3 separate regions of the Homo sapiens genome follow, and all the other regions are linked to region 2. Evidence: chromatin loops called from intact Hi-C (ENCODE). Cell type or tissue: CD14-positive monocyte. All regions are shown on one strand. Each heading gives the region's core, and the rest is flanking DNA. Links, peaks and the distances in the headings are about the cores only. Region 1 overlaps DLEU1 (deleted in lymphocytic leukemia 1). Region 2 holds the start of LOC124900337 (a long non-coding RNA gene). Region 3 overlaps DLEU1 (deleted in lymphocytic leukemia 1).

What was found. Peaks named below come from ENCODE experiments on the same cell type or tissue, not always from the same donor. Only the 100,000 strongest peaks of a DNase experiment are listed, where the experiment ranks them.
Region 1: it touches region 2 in a loop (3-fold over the local background); 11 of 110 quality-filtered maps call a loop at or near these places.
Region 3: a loop joins it to region 2, with 2.1 times the contacts of the local background. A loop is called at or near these places in 2 of 110 quality-filtered maps.

The regions. Positions count from the first base shown.
Region 1 is chr13:50,127,132-50,134,322 of GRCh38, reverse strand. All of the region lies in intron 2 of DLEU1 (deleted in lymphocytic leukemia 1), which reads right to left. Among named protein-coding and RNA genes, the nearest start is that of DLEU2, 5.2 kb to the right of the region's middle. RefSeq lists silencers at 3,033-3,112, 3,889-3,988. In CD14-positive monocyte, for the core only: no CTCF peak of the experiment used is centred there; DNase peaks (open chromatin) are centred at 1,541, 2,992 and 3,392; H3K4me3 peaks cover 3,848 bases; H3K27ac peaks cover 744 bases; H3K27me3 peaks cover 4,841 bases.
Region 2 is chr13:50,218,419-50,225,609 of GRCh38, reverse strand. The region is part of intron 2 of DLEU1 (deleted in lymphocytic leukemia 1); the gene reads right to left. It overlaps LOC124900337 (a long non-coding RNA gene), which reads right to left and starts at 2,772. Exons shown (of 2, transcript XR_007063796.1): 1 at 1,233-2,772. In CD14-positive monocyte, for the core only: no CTCF peak of the experiment used is centred there; DNase peaks (open chromatin) are centred at 919, 2,859, 3,559 and 4,479; H3K4me3 peaks cover 1,898 bases; H3K27ac peaks cover 5,000 bases.
Region 3 is chr13:50,286,601-50,293,791 of GRCh38, reverse strand. The region is part of intron 2 of DLEU1 (deleted in lymphocytic leukemia 1); the gene reads right to left. Among named protein-coding and RNA genes, the nearest start is that of DLEU2, 160 kb to the right of the region's middle. In CD14-positive monocyte, for the core only: no CTCF peak of the experiment used is centred there; DNase peaks (open chromatin) are centred at 1,521, 3,381 and 3,881; H3K4me3 peaks cover 1,305 bases; H3K27ac peaks cover 3,492 bases.

The DNA.
Region 1 (7,191 bases), core at 1,066-6,065, 92 kb after region 2:
GCCCACCTCCCTAGCAGAGCACAAGACCCCTCCTGACCGGCCCAGGAGTGTGGAGAACACACAACGTCCCAAGAAAGAGGCACATGTGTGAGCAGGGGATGAATCTTTTCCAGGCCTGTAACCCACCTTTTGTCTGTGACCAGCTGTGTGAGGAAGAGAAGAAGAAAGTCCAAATTCACTTTACAGGCAAAAATACTTAGAGGATTCTGAGAAGGTAATCGGCCTTGAGTTAACAGATTGTAGAGTTGGGAAACTTGTGTAATTCTTTTTGTGAACCTGAACCTCAGTTCAGGTTTTCAGAAGAAACCTGAACCTCAGTTAACCCCTGCTCAGAGGCCACTGGGGCCTGGAAACGCCCTTGTGAATGCTCCATCTAGGCCGTAGCCTGAGGCTTCCCTGCCACTGGACCATGGGCGGAGGCTCTCTCTGAGGGGTAGGCCGGCCCCGATTTGAACGACCTTGGGCCAGATTGTGTCCCGCACCCAGAAGGCGAAGGCGGCTGCACCGCAGTGGCTGGGAGCGCCGGGTCAGGCAAGGTTTTACGGCTCCGAGCGGCGTCCCGGACCCACACCCCAAAGGCTTCTGTTAACTGACAGAGACCCGAAAGATCCACAACTAGAATACAGAATTCCCTCCGCCCCTGATCCCTTCCCCGCGAAGCTCTAGAAGCGGTTTCCCCTGCGCGCCCCTTGCTCCGGGCAGAGCGGAGCAAACGCCTCCAGCTTCGCTGCTGCGCCAGAGCCCGCGTGGACTTCCCTCGGCCGCCGTTCCTTCGTGCCCCTGGCGGGGTCGCGAGGCCGTCCCCTCTGCCCCGCTGCCGAGCGCCCCTCGGTGCCGGGACACCAGAGGATCCAGGGAGCCGAGACCGCCCCGACCCTAGACATCCAAAGGGGAGAGCCCTTAGAATTATTCCCTGGCCGCAGGGCTTGGGTGGAGGCTGGGGGTCCACTTCAAGACTCGGTTTCCAATAATAATAGCATGTCCTGGTCACGCTGATGCCAGGACCCCACAGAAGGCAAGCGATTGATTCCGCGGGCCCTTCAGGCGTGGCGTCCAATTTGCGCAAAGCACAGTAATCCAAGACTTTCGCGCACTGAGGACTTTAAGGGGGCGCTGGACCGAGACCCATCTTTTCTGAGCAGCTCCGGGCGGGCTTAGAATTTTTTCTCCCAATTCTAACCAGGATGCACGGCTCTGAACTTACAGTGACCTCCGCTCAGTGTTCTTGGCTCTGCACGGGCGGGAACCCGCTCAGGACTCAGGAATATTCACACTAGCACCAGGGGCTTGCAGACCACTGGAGTGGAGGGCGAGAAAATAGCTGTATATGTTCGCATAAGGTGTATTTTTCTAAACTAGCTAAATAGATCTCAAAAAAAGAAAGTCCTGGTCCGGAAGCCAAGACTGCGCCCCTCGATCTGTCCAGATTCGCTAAGGGCGCCTGAGTGATGAGACGATATTGATGCCCCAAGTTTTCATAAGCAGGGCGCTTTGAACTTGGGTGTCATGTGCAAGATGCACGCACAGTGCCCACGCACTCATCTCCGCCGGAGCCGCGTACTAATTAGGTGCGACTATCCTCCCGCTCTCTCAGCAGGGCAGCTGGGCTCCAAGAGCCTGAACCCTGCGGCACACACCAAGGTCACCCGCTGAGACTTGCCTTGTCATTGGGAGAAGGGGCAAAAAGACTGTGAGGAGCATTTAAAACAATTTGAGGCGGGAAAGCCTATAAGGGGAGGCAAACTGGAGGAATTCTCTTCTATTTAAAGAGTAGTGCAAAGTTGCCAGGAAACTCGCTACTGTCTATTTACTCCCCGAGAATGGGCCTCAAAGAAAATAAGCCAGGACCAGGTGACCCAGTGGGATCCGCGAAGCGGCTCCAGGAGACTCTCCTCTCCAGCGACTCCGCACCGGGACAAAAGGATCAGGCAGATGGGTTTTCTCCACCCGTGAGTGCTACAAACTCTTTCTCCATTTTCTCATTTGATTTTTAAAGGAAAAAAAAGTGCACCCGTCTCTCTTAAAAGTGGAGAACTGAATAGCCTCAATATAAAATTGGCGCTCTGAAAGAGACAAGGTCTAGAAAGATCAGTCTGCCGGCGAAGCCTGCTGTAGCAGAAATGCTAGAAGCAAACGAGTGCTGACAAATTTCGTTTTTACTGTGGAAACTCGTAAACGAAATCAGGTGGTAATAGTTACCTATTGGAACCATCAAAAAATTCGAGTTAATTTAATGTGTTTTGGATTTAGAATACGTAATCACCATTATTTTTATTTTGCCTAGATAGTTCCATTAAGGTTTAATAAGCTATTAAAGTTCCCTGGATAAATTTTGTGTGTGTGTGTGTGTGTGTGTGTGTGTGTGTGTTTTTAAGTAAGTGGAGGTTACCTGAACCACAAGAGAAGTTTCAGCATAATTTTTTAGCCACTGGGAAGTCTGTATTTCCTGCCAAAATTTTCAAGGATGGGAATTAGAAAATGGTGTGAGGGAGACTAAATACTCATCAAGCACCTATATATATAGGTACCCTGATAGGGCTAGCTTTACAAATTTCATTTCATATTAATAATTATCCACCAATAAGAGTTCTTCTTTAAAATACCGAAACCTCCTTCTTCTGCGCCCAGACCTCAGATGGACAATTTCCATAATTTTATTTAATTCAAAAGAATTTCGTTATTGATACTTCCTTCTTTGAAGTGACATAATTGCCAAGGTTAATGGGGAAATCCATGCTTAGTGGTATTAAAGTCTGTTTTAACTCATTACATCGTTAATGTTAATCCTTGTGTGGAAAAAAAAAAAGTGAAGGTGAGCCTTAGCACATGCTGGATTTCTCCTAACTCTTTGGGTCCCTGTAAAAATAGATCCCTATAACTGTTTGAAAGGGGAGGGAACTTGTAACTTGTGAGGAGAGCACCGTCACTAAACTCGATGTGCAAAAAAGAGAATATGCAAAGCAAAACTTTTCCGTCGCTGCAGATCAAAGGAACCGAAAACATGACCCATTTTGTGAGGGCTATGCAAACACTGTGGCTTATATTGACCATTAATAAACGCTGGGCTAGACTAGCGGGATACACACACACACACACACACACACACACACACACACAAACTGGATACGATGGACTCCAGTACCCGGAGCTTTAAAAGGGATGGGGGATGGGGGCGGGGAGGGAAAGGAGTTGACAACCAGATGAAGTGGGGAAAAGGAGGGGAGAAGAATACATTCAGCAACTGCAGCAGGTAGGTAAATCATAAAAAAATCAGTTCCTGCAACTAATGAAAAAAACAATCTCACTATAGTCTGGGGAAAATGGTTCTCTGACGCAAGCCTGATGGTGAGTCTATTTGTCATGTTTCTTTTCCGGACTATCAAAAAAGTTATTTCGAGATTCAGCCAATTGTTTTGACTAGCAGACAGAAAACCGGACCAAGCGTTTCCTGATGTAACGCACCGGCCGCGGCAGGGCCCAGCGCGGAGAGCGCCCGGAGCTGCCCTCCCGGGGCTGCTCAGAAAAGATGCTCCCTACGGCCCTGGGAGAGGCGAGCCCGAGATCGGCCGGAGAGGACTGCCTGTGTTCTGTGTGGCGCCTGACTGCAGCCTTCCTTTGGAGGAATACGCCTTCAGTTTTCTTCTGGAAGGGGAAATGGGCGCAGCTCTCCACGCGGCGACCAAGATTCCCAGTCGCTTGACAAACTTGGAAACTCTGGGACGTTCTAAACTGAGTTTCCCTCGTTCAGCAGAGTTCCTTGTTATCTACTTTACCAGTGTTAAAGGGCTGCAGACCGAGGGGTGCTATTTGAGACGATTTTTTTTTCCACGTCGACTGGAGAAGCGCCGCCGCCAGTTCCGAAGACGACTTGCCGACCTCAGCGCCCCGGGCTCGGCGAGGCGCACCGCCCGCCCCTCCGCACCCGCCCAGCCCCGCTCACGGAGGGAGCCGGCGAGGGAGTATCTTATCCAGCGGCCAGAGCTCGGTGCCAGGGCGCTCTCCTGACATAACCCTGTCCAGGGGGGCCGAGACGTGCAATAGCCACCGCGAGGCTCCCCAGCTGCCAGCCCCATCCTATTCCCGCCAGCGTCTTCCCTGGAAGAGCCCCCAGTAGCAGAAACTCTGGCCTCACACCTCCCGGTGCTCCCGGCTTTTCCGGCCCTTTCCGGGATCCCCACACCCCCACCCCGTTTCTCCCCTGAGTCGGGACCGAACACTGGCAACATTCCCCACGCCCATCCAGCCGCGCCATTTTAACCCCTTAGAGGTTTCCACTGCCGAAGGAGCCGGCCACAAGGAAGGTCCATCTTCCCCACCACTCTCCCTGCTCCGCCACCCCGGGCCCCGCCTGGGTCCTCGCCCGAGGCAGCCTAGAGGGGATTAGGAAATAACCCAGTGGTGGGCGGGGGTGGGAGGCAAGCTACCTCCGGACTCTGGAAACTTTGGCAAAGTCTCGGGAACACTTGTGCTCCCCCAGGATAGTTCTTTTCGCCTCGCGGCGAGCGCGGGATGTTCGAGTTTCTTGGCACCAATTGCAAAGAGCCTCTCCCTCTCCCCAGATCCTTTAAGGACATGTGATCTGCAGCCTCAAACTTTCTCCTTTGGTCAAAAAGCCTCGTCAGCCACTGCCAGAGACCCCAGGCGAGGCCAGGAAGGGAGCGCGCTGGTGTGGGGTCAACCCCAAGCCTGGCGCGCAGAGGTCGACTGAGGCCCTGCGGGTCGAGATCCCGCGCGTTGTTTGCAGGAGAAGCCCCAGGGGACCCGCGCGGGGCGTGTTGCCCCAGCTGAAACAGGCGTTCCCTTTTCCAGATCATATTCCCCATAAAATCTAAAGCCAGATGCATCGTTTAGGCAACTTCCCATTTCACCGAGAAAGGCACGGATCTGTTTCCAAATTGGACTCTAAATCGAGGTTTCTGATGCTGGTTCCAATGGGGTGAGCAAGGCTGGCCTTTCGATAGCTCTTGGGGACTGCCCAGACGCATAACGTTTTAGGTACTGAAGTCTGAACCTAGCCCAGGCAAAGCATCATTTGTGAACGCAGAGAAAAAAAAAAAAAGGTGGCGTGCAGAATAAAGGCAACCACGGGCTTTCACATCCGTGTGCGTCCTTTTTGTTTAAACAAAGGAGAGTAGAAAACATCAACTTCATAATTTTAGACGGACAGTTTAGCAAGATAACCCAATCGAACCTGTTTCACAAAAATATATTACAAAGGAAAAAAAGAACTTGCAAGAAAGTGAGAAAAGTGGCTTCGTATGAAACCAAAGGGCGAGCATGGTGAAAGTAGGCATTTTTATAGTCTGTTAAGTCAAAAACAGCTTTTGCTAAGTATTTTCAAAGAGGAAATAGAAGGCTTTTTCTAAGAGAAGTGCCTAGGAGTCTATTTCACCTGTAGCTCGCCTCTCAGCATCGTATAGAGAAATTTGGGCGGAGTGGGCCGCCCTTTTTACAGTTGGGACTTTCTGGTATTTGCCGTTGTGGTAAAGAGGGGAGGAATAAAAACCAACAAAGCTAGTCTGGGATTGACTACTGCCTGTTACCGGCAAAACATTAGCAGGAAACCAAGACTGCCTTCCCGAGGTTCGCCTAAGCGAACTCCATCGTGCATCTTTGAAAATTACAGCTGTTTTTGAGTCCTGTTAGTAAAATGAATAATCTGCGATGCATAGGCTAAACAATGCAAACAGGTACACAATTACAAGTCTCCCAGGTTTAAAGAGCGAGGGGGCGCAGTGCGAAGATGCGTCCGAGCAGCCAGAGGTGTAATAGTCCTTGGCTGCGCCTTGCGTCAGGTGCCAGTGAGAGGAAGCACAGAACTATTTACTCATAGAGAATACTGCATTTCCACATTGGACTCATTTAGGATCACCAGATTTTAATACCTGCCAAAATCCACAAATATTGCCACAACAAAATGTGTTATTAAATAGAATAAAGTTAAGTGTTTATTGGGCTTAAAGATGGGGCTCTTCGACCGTTTGGCTACATAAATGTGCTAGAGCAACAGAGCGAGCGGCTCGCAGGCCAATCTGCCAGTGTTGGTTCGCTGGGAAAGGGGGCGAAACCGAGGACACTTTTAAGCTGACCAGATTGGGGTTGGCTGCCCTACCTGCGGGGTGGCTGTGGGGAGTTACCCTCAGCTCTGAAGATGCCTCCCCTTAACTGAAAACGTCTTTGGCCGGTAAAGCCGCCCACGCGGGCCGCGCCTCTTCCAAGTCTGCGCAGGCCGCCTTTGTCCCTGCAGTGACTGCCGCGAGGGCAAGGAGCGAGCGCGGAGAATGTCACCAGAGTTTATTGAAGTGTTTATAAGCCGAGAACTCTGGTTTTTGCGGGGAGGCGGAGTGCTTATCCAACTTCACTGGAGCAAAAATTCTGTGGGCCTAGAATCCCAGGAGGCCTCTGCGCACCCTCGCTGGGCGAGCCGGAGTCCCGGCCTCTCCCGAGGATACGAAGCCGGGGGTCAAAGCTTGCCCCCGCGCCATACTCCTTTGCCTCGTCGAACTTTCAGCACGGTCCCATTCAGTCTGGAATTTCAGCTCAAGACCCGGGCCAAAAGTTCCCTGCGGAGTTGGTATATTAACATCCGCGTTCGCTTTTCCAAGGGGGTTGAGGGGCTCCGGACAACTTCTAGCAGCTCCCGGGCGCCCTCCAGGGACCGCCCCCACCCAGTTTCTGCGCAGCTCGGGCCCCCACCGTCGCCTCGCGACCTCAGATCTTGGCCTCCCACGGCCGCGCTCAGGGAAGCTATTGCAACTGATGCGCCCCGGGTGCTTTCGTTTTGCTTTCGCTCCCTCCTCTCCGCAGCTGGGAAGACTGCGCAAGAACAAAGTAGGGGCGAAAAGCGCGTGTCCTGACAGTGTGTCGGGGACACTGCAGCTTGGCGCGAAGCTAGGGCGGGGAAATGAAGGCTGAGGCCCGAGGCCTCTGTATCTCTGCCTCTCGCAGGTGTGGGACGGGCCAGGGGGCCCTGCCTTGTTTTCTTCATGCAAGGAAAAGTGGTTTGTAGATATTCAAAACAAAATTGGCGCAGAAACGAATTCGCCGTCTTAGGAGTGCTGTGGCAGGGCACAGCAGAAGCAGGAAGACGGGCGGCCAGGGCCTTTGCCTAAATTGGAAGGAAACCAGGAGCGAGCGCGCCAGCTCCCGCACCAGGCTCTGAGTACCGTTAGGTGTGAGGGGACCAAAGCG
Region 2 (7,191 bases), core at 728-5,727:
TGTTGAATGAATACACTACATCCTCCTCAAACCAAAAGAATGACCCAGCATCACAAGCATCGACTTGAACCAAGAGTAAATTGCATAGAGGAGCATTTCAGGAGAAAATTCTTCATGCAACCGCCAGGCTTTGCACAAAGAATGCCAAGTCCCATTGTGTCTGCCTGAGAAGAACTGGGAGAAATCCTTTTGACCTATTTCTTCCAAGCTGCCCCTGAGCCCCCCCTTCTCCCAGGCCACCCTTATTAGGTCACTGCTGAAACTGGGTCAGTGTTTAAACACTGCAGTCAGCTTATAATGCTTTAATCATTAAAGTTTACTCTATTATCTGCACATTAAAGAAAGAAACTACTACCTCAAATCACAGCACCCAGAATCACCTTTAGGCTTTTCTACAAAACCATGCTAAGACACAGATTTAGAGTTGCCTCTTTTTTACTACAAATCAGCTCTTCCAGAACTGGACTGAAGCACACGAGGCCTCATCGCTCCACTCCTAACCCTTCTTCACAGGGCTGCCTAGCTCTTGTCTTCTGCCATTCTCCCAGGCTCCTTTCTAAATTAAAATTTTGGATTACCCAGACTCTAATTCTTATTTAAAATAAAACCTAAATTACTACCTTATGTTTGGGGCAAGTCAACACCCCGTCTGGCATCTCTCATTTCTGTGTGAGATTTGAACAAACCCACCCGGCACAAGTGGAAAATTGGTCTTGCATCACATACTCTGTTGGGATCACCACATTTGGAATTCTAGGTTTATTCTCCCACAGAGTCAAATTTAGCCCAACCCTAGAGAACGGCTCTGTGCACTCTGACATTCAAAATAATATTTGCTAAAAAGCGTGGGGGTTTGCAGGCAACTTGAGCTGCAGCAAGAGGCATGTTATTACTGACTCAACTCCTACATGGGTTCCATCTTAGTCATCAGACACATGGTCACGTCCTCAGCTTAATTTCACAACCTACCCCCTTTTTTTTCAATCCAACCACAGAGGACACAGGTAGGTTTTGCATAGTTGTTGTTTTGTTTTATGAAAGCCAAAGCATAAGTAAGCCATTATGATTATAGTATTTTATTTTAAGGAAATCTCACCCAAGGTGAGACAAAACTTATGTACAGCTATGCCTTGGATAAATGGGAGTAATGATGATTGCTCCACAGTGACCAGGTCTGAATAAGGAAGTAGCAATCTTAAATATTCTCTATGGTTTAAAACCAAATTTCCTACCTGAACTTGATTTCCCATCGGATTGGTCTCTCCTGCCAGTTTTTACCATTCACCAGCCACCAGGCAGACATCACTGATAAGGATAATTTTTCTTTGGCTGTAAAGATTGAGCCTCATTCAGGTTACCTCAAGGAAAAAGTCGATTTATTTTAAAGATAAATGGCCTAGGTCTGGCTCAGAAACTATCAGGATCCCAGGCAGTTACTTACTTCTTTTCTTTCTTTAATCACATCTCTCTCTACATGTGAGTTTCATTTTTTTCCCTTTACCAACTGATACCTTGCACATGACCAAAATGGCTGCCTTAGCTATCAGTCTACCTATGACCTTTTTGGTTGGCTGGCATAGGCTTCAGTTTCCCATCTTCTGATTCTGAAGGACTCATAATATCTGTGTAGGCCAGTGCACACAGAACCTGGTAACTGGTCAGTCTGAGCTGTAGACATTTCTGGATGTGAAGTCAAGGGACCACCCAAGTCTAATAGCTGGGGAAGGTATGGAACAGGGGTAGGCTGAAGGAACAGACAGGGTGAAATTGTGTTGTATATAACACGATTATTAAAGACAACAGGGACTGAGGGTGAGCAAGCAATACTGGGCATCTCTAGTACAAATGTATAAAAATGTTTGTTCTCATTGAGGGCACACTTGATGACAGCCATCATTTAAAATTAAGATTTCATATATTTAATACTACTATTTTTTTAACCCTCCCTTCTTCTTAAGAGTAAAATTGAACAAGCTGGGCAAAAATTTTAAGTAGTAAGTCTAATAATGCTTTGAAAGGCTGAAAGTCTTTCATCAATGCAGGATAATGTATGAACTCCTGACTTTTTCAGAAAGCTATTTGTCAGTGAACATCATTATGTCCCCTCCAAATTATCCCAACATTACAAAGAACCTAAAACGTGTAAGATGTACACAGTTTGAAATAAAATCAATAAAAAATGGTTAATGTTTCTCACCACCTTTGTTTTACAGACTGCACCTACCTCCTGCAGCTCATAAATGCTCAGAAAATAAGAACGTCCACTGGCAATTCTATCAGTTTGTGCATGCCAATTCTTGACACTCTCCCCAGTTTTCTTTCTGATATTAAGAATAATGTTTACAATGTGATAACAGCACATTCCCAGTGTGAATGTGGCTAACAACCATAAAAGCAAACACCTAGGGCCATCTCTGTTGAATACACTTTACAGGATTGGTCCCCATGGGATAAAGTAGCCCAGTGCTCAGTGAGGGAACTGTAGTATAAGTATCCATTGACCTGCAGCTGAACTTACCACTTGCTGTTTTTCTCTTATAATCTAAATCTGGAAATGTGCTGTCTGGTCAGCAGTGCACTACCAAGTCATTCAGCAAAATGCTCCAGATGCCATAAAAGCGTGCCTGGATGTTAGAAAATGAACTTGTAAAATATAGTCTCAGGATTGTGCAAAGGCTGTATTTCAGACAGCCAAAATGCTTCTGCCAAGACACCTTTGTCACGCAGCCAGGCAGCAGCTGTGTGTATTGTAGACGCTGTGGCTGTGAGTCTGTCTGTGGAGTCGCAGCCGGCCCTGCCTCTGACCTGCGTTGTCACTGAGCACCCTCACTAGGACAACATTCTGAATCCATCTCACTGGTCACTGGCAGCTGAGCTAGGGCCAGTTTCTCCGAAACTCCGAAAGTTTCAAATCGACGTTCTCTGTGGTTTAATTTCGCAAGACACATCACCACTCTCCAACCATCGGCAAAGGGAAAACACCCAAATCTTATATGACACATCTTACACGATTTGAAAAAGAGAAAGGCAACTTTTTGAAAGACACTGTAGGCACTATTTTGAAGGAATAATCGTGTTTTTAAAAATACCATGTATTCACTTGTTAAAGCTGATCTTTTTTTTTTTTTCCAGACCTGGGTCTTGGTTTTAATTTAATCTTAGGTTGATTAGTTGGTTGTTTTAGTTGGTGGTTTTGTCTTTTGTTTTTTAACAAATACTTTAGGTTTTTTTTTTAGTACAGCTACCTCTGTATTTATCAGCATCTATAAATTATATTCTTTATCCTCCATAAACTTTTTTGTTAATTCCACCTCTTAATTTTGTTCTCAACTCAACTTCTGTCCCCCACCACCACCCCATCACTTTTTGCCTTTGGTATTTGTTAGCCTTTTAACTGGTTAAAAGGCTATTCAGTTAGCCTTGTAACTGGTCTCCCACTCCACCACTGCTCCCAAAATCCATTCCATATGTTGCATTTAGAGTATCATTTGTTTATTTTGAGATGGGGTCTTATTTTGTCACCCAGGAGTACAGTCATACTCACTGTATGTAGGAGCATGGTCACAGCTCACTGCAGCCTTCAACTCCTGGTCACAAAGGATCTTCCCAGCATCCCGAGTGGCTGGGACTACAGGTGCACACCACAGGGTCTCTCTGTTATGCTCAAGCTGGTCTCAAACTCCAGGGCTCAAACAATCCTCCTGCCTCAGCCTCCTAAAGTGCTGGGATTACAGGTGTGAGCCACCGCACCTGGCCCAGAGTATTGTTTTTAATACATATCTAGCCCAGACACCGCCATGCTTAAAAGTTTTCAATGCCTTCCTAGCTCCCTTTCTACTTCTCAGAGTAATCTCACATCTTCCCTCTCCAACTGCCCATGCAGCACCTGCCTCCACACCTCAGGCCTCAGTGGTCTTTTGTCAGTTCCTCCCAACTCCTTGTCCCCTTCAGACATGGGAACATCCCAATGCCATTCCCCCTGCTGGAAAAGCCCATCCCTCCTCTTCACCAAAGGTTCTCCTACAGGTCCTTCCTCTTGGCTTCACTGCCCTGCCTCAGAAACCTTCCCCAATTGCCAACTCAGGTGAGATCCTGTTATATGCTCTCAAAACATCCTGTTCTTCATCATACTCACTATAATAATGGTAATACATCATGCATGCAATTCACTGTTGAATGTGTGGTTTTGTGCCTGGCTTCACCCTAGTCTCTCCCAGATGCCTGACATGACAGGCACTCAGTAAATACCTGCCACTTGTGGAGTACATCACCTTTACATGATATGATAAAAGTTTAAAAGGACAACTCACTATGTTTCACACATGTTGGTTTGGAAGGGTCTGAGAAAGAGACTCTTTTTTTTCTAATTTTAATTTTAGGTTTAGGGGTACATGTGAAGGTTTGTGACATAGATAAACATGTGTCATGAGGGTTTGGTGTACATATTATTACATCACCACTGATGAGAACGCTCTTTCCTCAGTGCTTCCTGTCACCCTGGACATAAATTACCCAAGTCTGGCTGAGAAGCTGACCGGTGGAACTTACAGTACAAAACTCAACTAGCCAAACTATGCAAGAAATCACAGGTTTCTAAAGTTAGAAGGAGCTTCAAGATTGTATTTATCTCGAGGAGTTCATGTCGAATAATACAATAGGCTCTTAGTTATATTTTTCCTCTGTCATTTATTTTTTTTAAACGGGGATAACTCTGTTGCCCAGGCTGGAGTGTAGTGGTGTGATCTCAATTCACTGCAACCTTCACCTCCCACCTCAAGCCATTCTGCTGCCTCAGCCTCCCAAGTAGCTGGGATTACAGGAACCTGCTACTTTGCCTGGCTAATTTTTTTGTATTTTTAGTAGAGATGGTGTTTCACCACATTGGTCAGGCTGATCTCAAACTCCTGACCTCAAGTGGTCCTCCGCCTCGTCCTCCCAAAGTGCTGGGATTACAGGTGCAAACCACCGCGCCTGGCCAGCCTTTTTTCTAAGCAATCTTTTTATTTTAGAACACTTAGATGATTGTGATGGTAGTACACAGTTCTCTTACATGAGCTTCCCCTTAGTATGGTTTATTTGTCACCATTAATGAGCCAATATTGATGCATTATTATCAACGAAAGTAGAGACTTTACCCAAAATTCCTCAGTTATCACTAATGTCCTTTTTCTAACCCGGGATCCCATCCAGGATACCACATTTCATTTTTTTGTCATTTCCTTTGGCTGTTCTTGGTTGTGACAGGTTCTCAGGTTTTCTTTGGTTTTGATGACCTTAACAGTTTTGAGTATTAATGATCAGGTATTTTGTATACTGTCTCTCAATTGGTTGTTTAAAAATTGAGATATAACTCACATGTCATAAAACTGACCCTTTAAAGTATACAATGCAGTAGTTTTTAATACATTTATATAGTTGTACAACTGTCACCACTATCTAATTCCAAAATACTCTCATCATATCCAAATAAAACCCGATACCCATTAGCAGTCACTCACTATATCCCTATTGCCCAGCCCCTATCAACCATTAATCTGCTTTCTATCTTTATAGATGTGCCTATTCTGAACTTTTCAGATAAATGGCATCATATGACATGTGTCTGACTTTTTTCACTTAGCATAATGTATTCAAGGTTCACCCATGTTGTAGCAGATATGAGGACTTAATTCCTTTTTATGGCTGCATAATATTCCATCATATGGATATACAACACTTTAGTCATCACTTGATGGACATACGGTTGTTTTTACTTTTTGGCTATAATAAATAGTGCTGCTATCGACATTGGTGTACAAGCTTTTGTGTGGACATATATTTTCAGTTCTCTTGGGTATATATGTAGAAGTGGAATTGTTGAGTTGTATAGCAACTCTGTGTTTAAGTTTTTGAGGAACTACCAAACTGTTCTCCAAAGTAAATGCAACATTTTCATTCCCACCAGCAATGTATGAGAGTTCCAACTTCTACACATCCTTATCAATACTTGCTAATGTTTGTCTTTTCTATTTTACCTATTCTGGTAGGTATTAGGCAATATCACATTGCAGTCTTGAATCGCATTTTCCCAGTATCTAATGATGTCCAGCATCTTTTCATGTGCTTATTGGTCATTCATATACTTCTTTGAAGAATGTCTATTCAAATGTATTGTCCATTTTTAAAATTGGGTTGTCTTTTCATTGTTAAGTTGTAACAGTTTTTCATATTCTGGCTACAGCTTTATCAGATGTGAAAACATTTGCAAACGTTTTTCCAATTGTGTGAGTTTATTTTCACCTTCTTGATAGTGTCCTTTGAAATTCAAAAGTTTTAACTTTTGATTAAGTTCAGTTTATCTATATTTTCTCTGCTTATACTTTGGCTGTCATATCTGAAACCATTACCTAATCCAAAGTCACAAAAATTTAAACCTATTTTTTTCTATGAGAATTATATTTTTAGCTCTCATAGTTAGGTTTTTGATATCTATTTTTAGTTATTTTTCACATATTGTACAAGGTAAGGATCTAACTTCATTCTTTTGCATATCAATAGCAAGTTATTCCTGCACCATTTGTTGAAAATACTATTCTATCTCCAGTGAATTGTCTTGGCACCCTTGTCAAAAATCAATTGACCATAAATGTCTGAGTTCATTTCTGGACTCTCAGTTCTATTCCATTGATCTCTGTATGTATGCTTATACCACATAATCTTGATTACTGCAGCTGTGTATTAAATTTCAAAATTGGGAAGTGTGAATTATCTTTGTTTTACTTTGTCAATCTTGTTTTGGCTACTCTAAATCCCTTGCATTTCCATATAAATTTTAGGATCAGCTTGTTAATATCTGGGGGAAAAAAACCACTGAACTTTTAAGGATAACACTAAAACTGTAGATAAAATAGGAGAGAATGACCATCTTAACAATGTAACAATGTTAAGTCTTCCAATCCATAAACCTGAAATATTGCTCCATTTATTTAGGTGTTCTTTAATTCATTACAACGTTTTGTACTTTTAAAGATAAAAGTCTTGTACTTCCTTTGTGAAATTTATTCCTAAGTATTTTATCCTTTTTTATCCTCTTTTAAATGGAATTCCTTTCCAACCTGGGCAATATAGTGACACCTCGTCTCTACAAAAACATTTAAAAATTAGTCAGTCAGGGTCGTGTGCACCTGTATTCCCAGCTACTCCTAAGGCTGA
Region 3 (7,191 bases), core at 785-5,784, 68 kb before region 2:
TCTGCCCCACTTGAAAGCCCTAGGTCAGCTCTCCGCCTGCTTTGCATCATTGTTACACAGAGTGGAACTACTTGAAAGGAAATCACAACACAAACAATAAACTTTTAAGTCCACCTTCCTTAAAAGTGAAGCAACTCTTTATATACAGCCAAGAATATCAAGGTGCAATATAGGAGGATGCCCAATATTCAAGCACAGTTAATAAAACACTAATACAACATAGTTTTCAAAGCATGGGATATGGGGGGAGGTGGATACCTGTGCTCCAGGTATCACTCTTTTGAAAGCAAAAGCAATCCTGCTCATTTGGGTGTTCTCCAATCCAAGGTGGTCTCGAGAGAGAAGAACTGCATTTAGGAGTCTAAGCGACTGCTTCTTTACACTCCTACAACAGCATTGTAGGGGGTAACAATGCTGGGGCTGGAACACGGGCCATTATGAGGCTGTCACCTTCTCATGTAACTCAGCTTTTCAACTGGGCCAAAAGGCTTAGGGCTCCTGGGGCATGGGCCCATAGGAGCAGGCCCTTGAACGGTAACAAGACCTATGTTCAACCTGGAACCAATAAGGAAAATGAAGGAAAGCAGGTCTGAACGATTGCTGATTGCCAAGTGTCCTAGAGCAGGCCTGTGGCATGTATAACTCCATACAAATGTACTTCTTACTGTAATGTAAGGGGCAAAATGGCAACTAAAGATAGTGTAGAGAAGGATGTCCAAGCACTTCAAAGGAGGCTTGTTTTAACTCACAAATGGCTTATGAGTCTGGAAGACTTGGACTCCTTGAATCAGTGTTTACCAGGCTCCCAGAATGTGCCAAACATTGAACAGCAAATTCTAGCCCTCCCTTCAAACAGTCCACTTGCTCTCAAATGGCAATGAATTCTATTCTTTTTTAAGGAATTGCAAGATTTTTTTTAAAGCATTGAGGGTTTTGTTTGTTTGTGTTTTTTGTTTTTTTGAGATGGAGTCACTCTGTCGCCCAGGCTGAAGTGCAATGGCTCGATCTTGGCTCACAGCAACCTCCATCTCCTGGGTTCAAGCAATTCTCCTGCCTCAGCCTCCCAAGTAGCTGGGATTACAGGCACCTGCCACCACACCTGGCTAATTTTTGTATTTTTAGTAGAGACGGGGTTTCACCATGTTGGTCAGGCTGGTCTCGAACACCTGACCTCAGTGATCCACCTGCCTCAGCCTCCCAAAGTGCTGGAATTACAGGCGTGAGCCACCGTGCCCAGCCAAGTTACATTATTAAAGCATTTGGTCAGCTCCTTTATTTTGCTTTGTTGAAAGTCAGCAAAAGGGGAAGGCAGAGATTTTAAGAAAGTTTAAAAAAGAAAGAAACTACCTTCTTGGAAATTTTAATTGTTCCTGGATAGTGTTATAGAAAAGTCCTGAATGGGAGGAAGGAAATGTAACATATTTAGTGGCTACTCTGGCCAAACACTCCACCAAGTACACTTACAAGTGACTCCTTACAGTTTCATGAACACTGGGAAGTTTAGTTTCAATTTCAAGATGAGAACACTGACATTCAGAGACAGTAAGAGGCTTGCCTGAAGTCACAGAGGAAACGCACAGTGGAGCTGGGATTTTTAACTTGGTTCTCTCTGATTCCAAATGCTTCCAACTGTGCTATGTAATATGTGGCTGGAGGCAAAAACAACTGCATTCTGGTCCTGGTTGTTCATTTATGAACTGCTAAGTGACCCAGGACAAGTACCCCTATTTCTCTGGTGGCTGCTAAGGCTCCCTTCAGCACTACCATATGTGCCTCTACAGCCCTTTCACTGCCAAGGTCCCTTTTCTTCTTTTTCATATTTTTCCTCTTGGAAGCTGATATGGTTTGGATGTTTGTCCCCCCCAAATCTCATGTTAAAATGTAATCCCCAGTGTTGGAGATGGGGCCTGTTGTGAGGTGACTGGATCATGGGGGCAGATCCCTCAGGAATGGTTTAGCTCCATTTCCTTGGTGATAACATGACTCACGAATGGCTTATGAGTCTGGAAGACTTGGATTCCTCGAATCAGTGCTTACTAGGCTCCCAGAATGTGCTAAACATTGAACAGCAAATTCTAGCCCTCCCTTCAAACAGTCCACATGCTCTCAAATGGCAATCAATTCTATTCTTTTTTAAGGAATTGCAAGGAAGCCTTCAGTTAGTACACATGAGATCTGGTTGTTTAAAAGTCTGGGACCTTCCCCCTACCTCTTGCTCTCGCTCTCCCCATGTGACACACTGGCTTCCCATCACCTTATACCATGATTGCAAGCTTCCTGAGACCTCACCAGAAGTAGATGCTGGAGACATGCTTCCTGTAAAGCCTGCAGAACCATGAGCCAATTAAACCTCTTTTCTTTATAAATTACCCAGATGGATATTTCTTTATAGCAACACAAAAACAGCCTAACACAGAAGCCATGTTTTGAATGATGGTATCTACCCAAATGTGTATCTCTCAAGTAATAACTGATTTACTTTTCCCAGAATAATTAATTTTTTAATCCTACATATCAGGAACATGGGACCACTATAGCTATTCCAAATACAGGAAATTTGCTATGAGGAATTCATTATGCAAGTGATGGGAGACCTGAAAGAGTCCCTAAGGAGTGGCGAGACAAGAGCAGAAAGCCATTGCCATTCCTAGAGCCGAAGGAACAATGAGAGGAGACGTTGCTATTGCCTTCCAAAAGCCACGACCATCAGTGGGAGCCAGAACTATGGTGGAGGCTGCCTGGTGGGATGGGACTGTGGAGGCAGTGACTATCCAAGCAAAGTTAGAGCCACTGCAGAAACACAGCCACTGAGGGAGACCCAGCCCAGGGCAGAGCAAGAAGGGAGCCACTCACTCCCTGGCTTCTCCCTTCTCCCACCCTCTAGGCTTCCTCTGGTGCCTCCCATTCGCTGAAGCTACTCAGAAGTCATTGGCAAGTAACCCTAGGAAAGTTAATTCCCTTTGATGCAAAATGAGGGAAGGTAGAGAATGAACTTGAGAGGAAGCAGGAGAATGACCCACACAACTTAAATAACTGGTCATCACAGCTTCTGATGAGCATATGACAGAAAAGTGACCAAAGGGACTACATAAAACTCTGGCCAAAAGCAAAGCAACTTAACATCTTATTTAGCCCATGAAACTTTGCCTCAGATGAAATGCAGACTTTCCATCAGGCTCCACGAAATCATTTTACACACTTTGGAACTCTCAGGTGATCAGGGACACCAGCCAGGGAAACACAATTCACATTCCACCAATCTTCTTTGCCTGTGATTCTAATAAAATACAGGGATCTGGACTGAAAGAACATGGGGGTGGAAAACAGGATCCTAATTCTAGCCCTGCCTGATGTAATCCTCAGGAAGTGACTTCCCTTTCTTGGTACTCAGGCTTTCTCTCTGCAAAGGGGTAGTTGTAATTACTACCAATCTCTAGAATTACAAGTCATTACAAGATTACAAAATCACTACTAATCCCCAGAATTACTAAATAAAGTTAGGTAATACAGTTCTCAATTACTTGCGCTATACCCAGAAAATGTACCACATGTCATAAACTCTAAATTTTTTTTACATTTTAACACCTCTAAAATTGAAATATGTCTCACCAGAACTTGCCATAGTTTAATTGGTAGCTGTGATGGTCAGTTTTTGTGTCAAATTGACTAGGCTACAGTCTCCAGCTATTCAATCAAATACTAATCTAAGTGTTGCATTGAAGGTATTTGTAGATGTGATTAAAGTCCATAATCAGTTGCCTATAAGTAAGGAAGATTATCCTAGACAGTTTTGGTGGGCCTGATTCGATCTGTTGCAAAGCCTTAAGTGCAGAGTTGAGACTTCCCTGGTGAAAGAGGAATTTTGCCTATGGACTCATGCCTGGGAGTCTCAGCCTGCCCTTCCTAGTGACCTACCCTTTGGATTTCAGACTTGCCTAACCACCCCCCACAATCATATAAGCCAACTCCTTGCAATATATCTCTTAATACATAGCTCCTACTAGTTCTATGTCTTTGCTTGAACCCTGACTAATATGGTAACTTTTTTCTTTCTCAGTAATTGATAAAACAAAGGTTCTTCTAATAATCAATTGTATCTTAAATTTGATCAAATATGGAAATTTCTACTTTCTCTACGTAACTCATCTGATCATCCTCACAAAGCCTAAACCCCCAGAGCAAACCTGGAAAAAATAATATAAAATGCTTTTTCAATCCATCAACCTTGATCTGATGCAATAATTATGGCAGTCTCTTTAATTAATTGCTTGATCTATTTGTGTAAAATCTTTCCCTCCCCATCCTCCAATTCAAGAAGGTGACTGGTTGGAGGGGCCAGGTACGCTCATTAATGATGGCGTGATAGAGGAAGAAAGGGGGTCCTCAGAGCTTCACCTGGTCATCTGAATTCTCACTGGGCCTCTGCTGCAGAGGAGCCAGACTGAGTTTCTCCCTGAACTGCTGACCACAGAGGAACAAATGGACCTGTCTGGCCATTTGAGATCATGTGCTGGCACCGACTGCTGGAACCCAAGATCCGAGCTATTTATTCTCATCTTTAAGTCCTCACCCAAAATGAACTCTCTCCTGCATGAGGGCCTCTGCTGGTTCACCAGGGCCCTCAGCATCTCCACCTCTCCTCCTTGGGACTTGGAGTTACATAAGTCCCTGGGGTCCAGAATGGCAGACCTGGGCTCCTGGTACCACCTACACTCACTCAGGCACCATGATGGCCACGGTGCCAAGCCTACACCTATGATTTCCCTAAGGGCTTGAGTCTTCACTACAGTAGCTCAAAGGAGCAAAGGTTTCTGCAGACCATCCATACCAATACAGATACTGCTTTCTAAACCCACAGTCCCTTCCCTATCCCAAGTTGGACCCTAAGAAAAGAAAAACAAGGGCTCCGACACCTGACCATCTTATTTCCATAATCTTCTCAGAATAGAAGGGAAAACTGTTCATTTTCCTCAACATCATGTCTTTCTTCTATCCAGGAGGACCTTTGGTTCAGCCTACAGAGGCAGAGCAGGAATCTTCTGAACATTTCTAGAAAAAACTAAATAATCTGAGTCCTCCAGACCATATCACTGAGAGGCTACAGAGATTTAGAAAAGCTTTTTACATTGGTCTTTTGAGCTCATTGTTTCAATAATTGAGAAGCCCCCAAGATACCAAAATTTATAATAGAAATATATCTGAAAAATATTAATATATCATCTCCATTACAGATATTTTTGTCACCATTAGGATCAAGAGCCTACATGTCACATGAATAGATAATTCTCAAAAGAAGATATACAAATTGTCAACAAACATATGGAAAAATGCTCAACATCACTAATTATCAGAGAAATGAAAATCAAAACCACAACGCAATACCACCTCACTTCTGCAAGAATGGCCATAATCAAAACATTTAAAAAAAAAAAAATAGATGTTGGTGTGGATGTGATGAAAAGGGAACACTTTCACACTGTTGGTGGGAATGTAAACTAGTACAACCACTATGGAAAACAGTGTGGAGATTCCTTAAAGAACTAAAAGTGGATCTGCCATTTGATCCGGCAATTCCACTACTAGGCATCTACCCAGAGGAAAAGAAGTCATTATACGAAAAAGATACTTGCACATGCCTGTTTATAGCAACACAATTTGCAATTGCAAAAATATGGAACCAGCCCAAATGTCCATCCATCAATGAGTGGATAAAGAAAATGTTATATATCTATATAGATATATAGATATAATGGAGTATTACTCAGCCATATAAAGGAATGAAATAATGGTATTCACAGCAACCTGGATGGAATTGGAGATCATTATTCTAAGTGAATTAACTCAGGAATGGAAAACCAAGAATGTTACAATAAACTTTGGGAACTCGGAGGAAAGGGTGGGAGGAGAGTGAGGGATAAAAGACTACACATTGGGTACAATGTACACTGCTTGGGTGATGGGTGCACCAAAATCTCAGAAATCATCACTAAAGAACTTATTCATGTATTCAAACACCACCTGTTCCCCAAAAACCATTAAAATAAAAAATAATTTTTTTAAGAAACAGTCTGCATGTCACAGATGAGCTCAATATATAGGCTTTTATAAATCTACCAAATCAGGAAAACTTGGATTGACTGAGTCAGTTTTACTGAATTGAGAATTGGTGGCACACAGAACAGCAAATCCAGGTCTTGCCACTTAATCCATCTGAACACTGCTTCCTCCTTTTCCAAAATCCCTTAATGAAAAATCCCTTTTCAGTAAGGGATTTTTCACATTTCAATATCCCTTATGGAATATCGATTCAATATCCCTTGTTGAAATGTGAAAATGCTTTATACATTTCACAGTGCTTTGTACATACACAGTATTAGTACTACCCTTTTTAAAATCATTAAAATTCTTGCTTCACTAATTTTAAAACTTACATTACTCAGACTAACTTCTTGCATACCTCTAGTCTATGCAACTGTGTCAATTTTCCCAGCTAAAGAGACCCATGGCATCATTACTGTCATCAGCCCCACAATCATCATTATTATTACTATTATTGACAAAATGCGATATATTCCTTGTTGCAGCTAGACAGCTTGACATTTCTTCTTCCTTTTCATTTGCTAATAATATGAGAAAGATTAAGTAGATTTTTAACCAAATTTTATGCGATGACATAGGAAAATGAGTTATACTACTTCGTTCAGTCTACCATTTGAAACGAAATATGTGTTGCTTGATTTTTCAAACAAAAAAAAAGTATTCCATAGTTTTCCAGAATTTCAGCAAAATCTGGTTAGTAGAAAGAAATTACAGTGATTTGAATTGCCCTGAATAAGAACTGCAGATTACAGAATGTGTAGTGATTTCTATTAGGAGACGTCATATGCTACCTAAACTTCATGGTACCAACAAGGGTGGGAAAGAGTGGCTGATAAGAGCAAAGGCTACATCTGGCCAAACAAAAGTTCTTCTCCTGTCACTGCAACTTCTGAGAGCAAGCAAATGCTAGATCCAGCTAGGTAGGCCCTTATTCTTATTTATCTAAGCTCTGCAAACAGCCAGACTGAGAAGCACACTTAATGCATGCTTTTAAATTTTTTATTTTTTTATTTTACCTCAAACCATACCCCTAAGGGCTGTGAGCTGCCTTTCTGAGTCTAAGACGGGGCCCTTTGTGAACGTTGCTAAGGA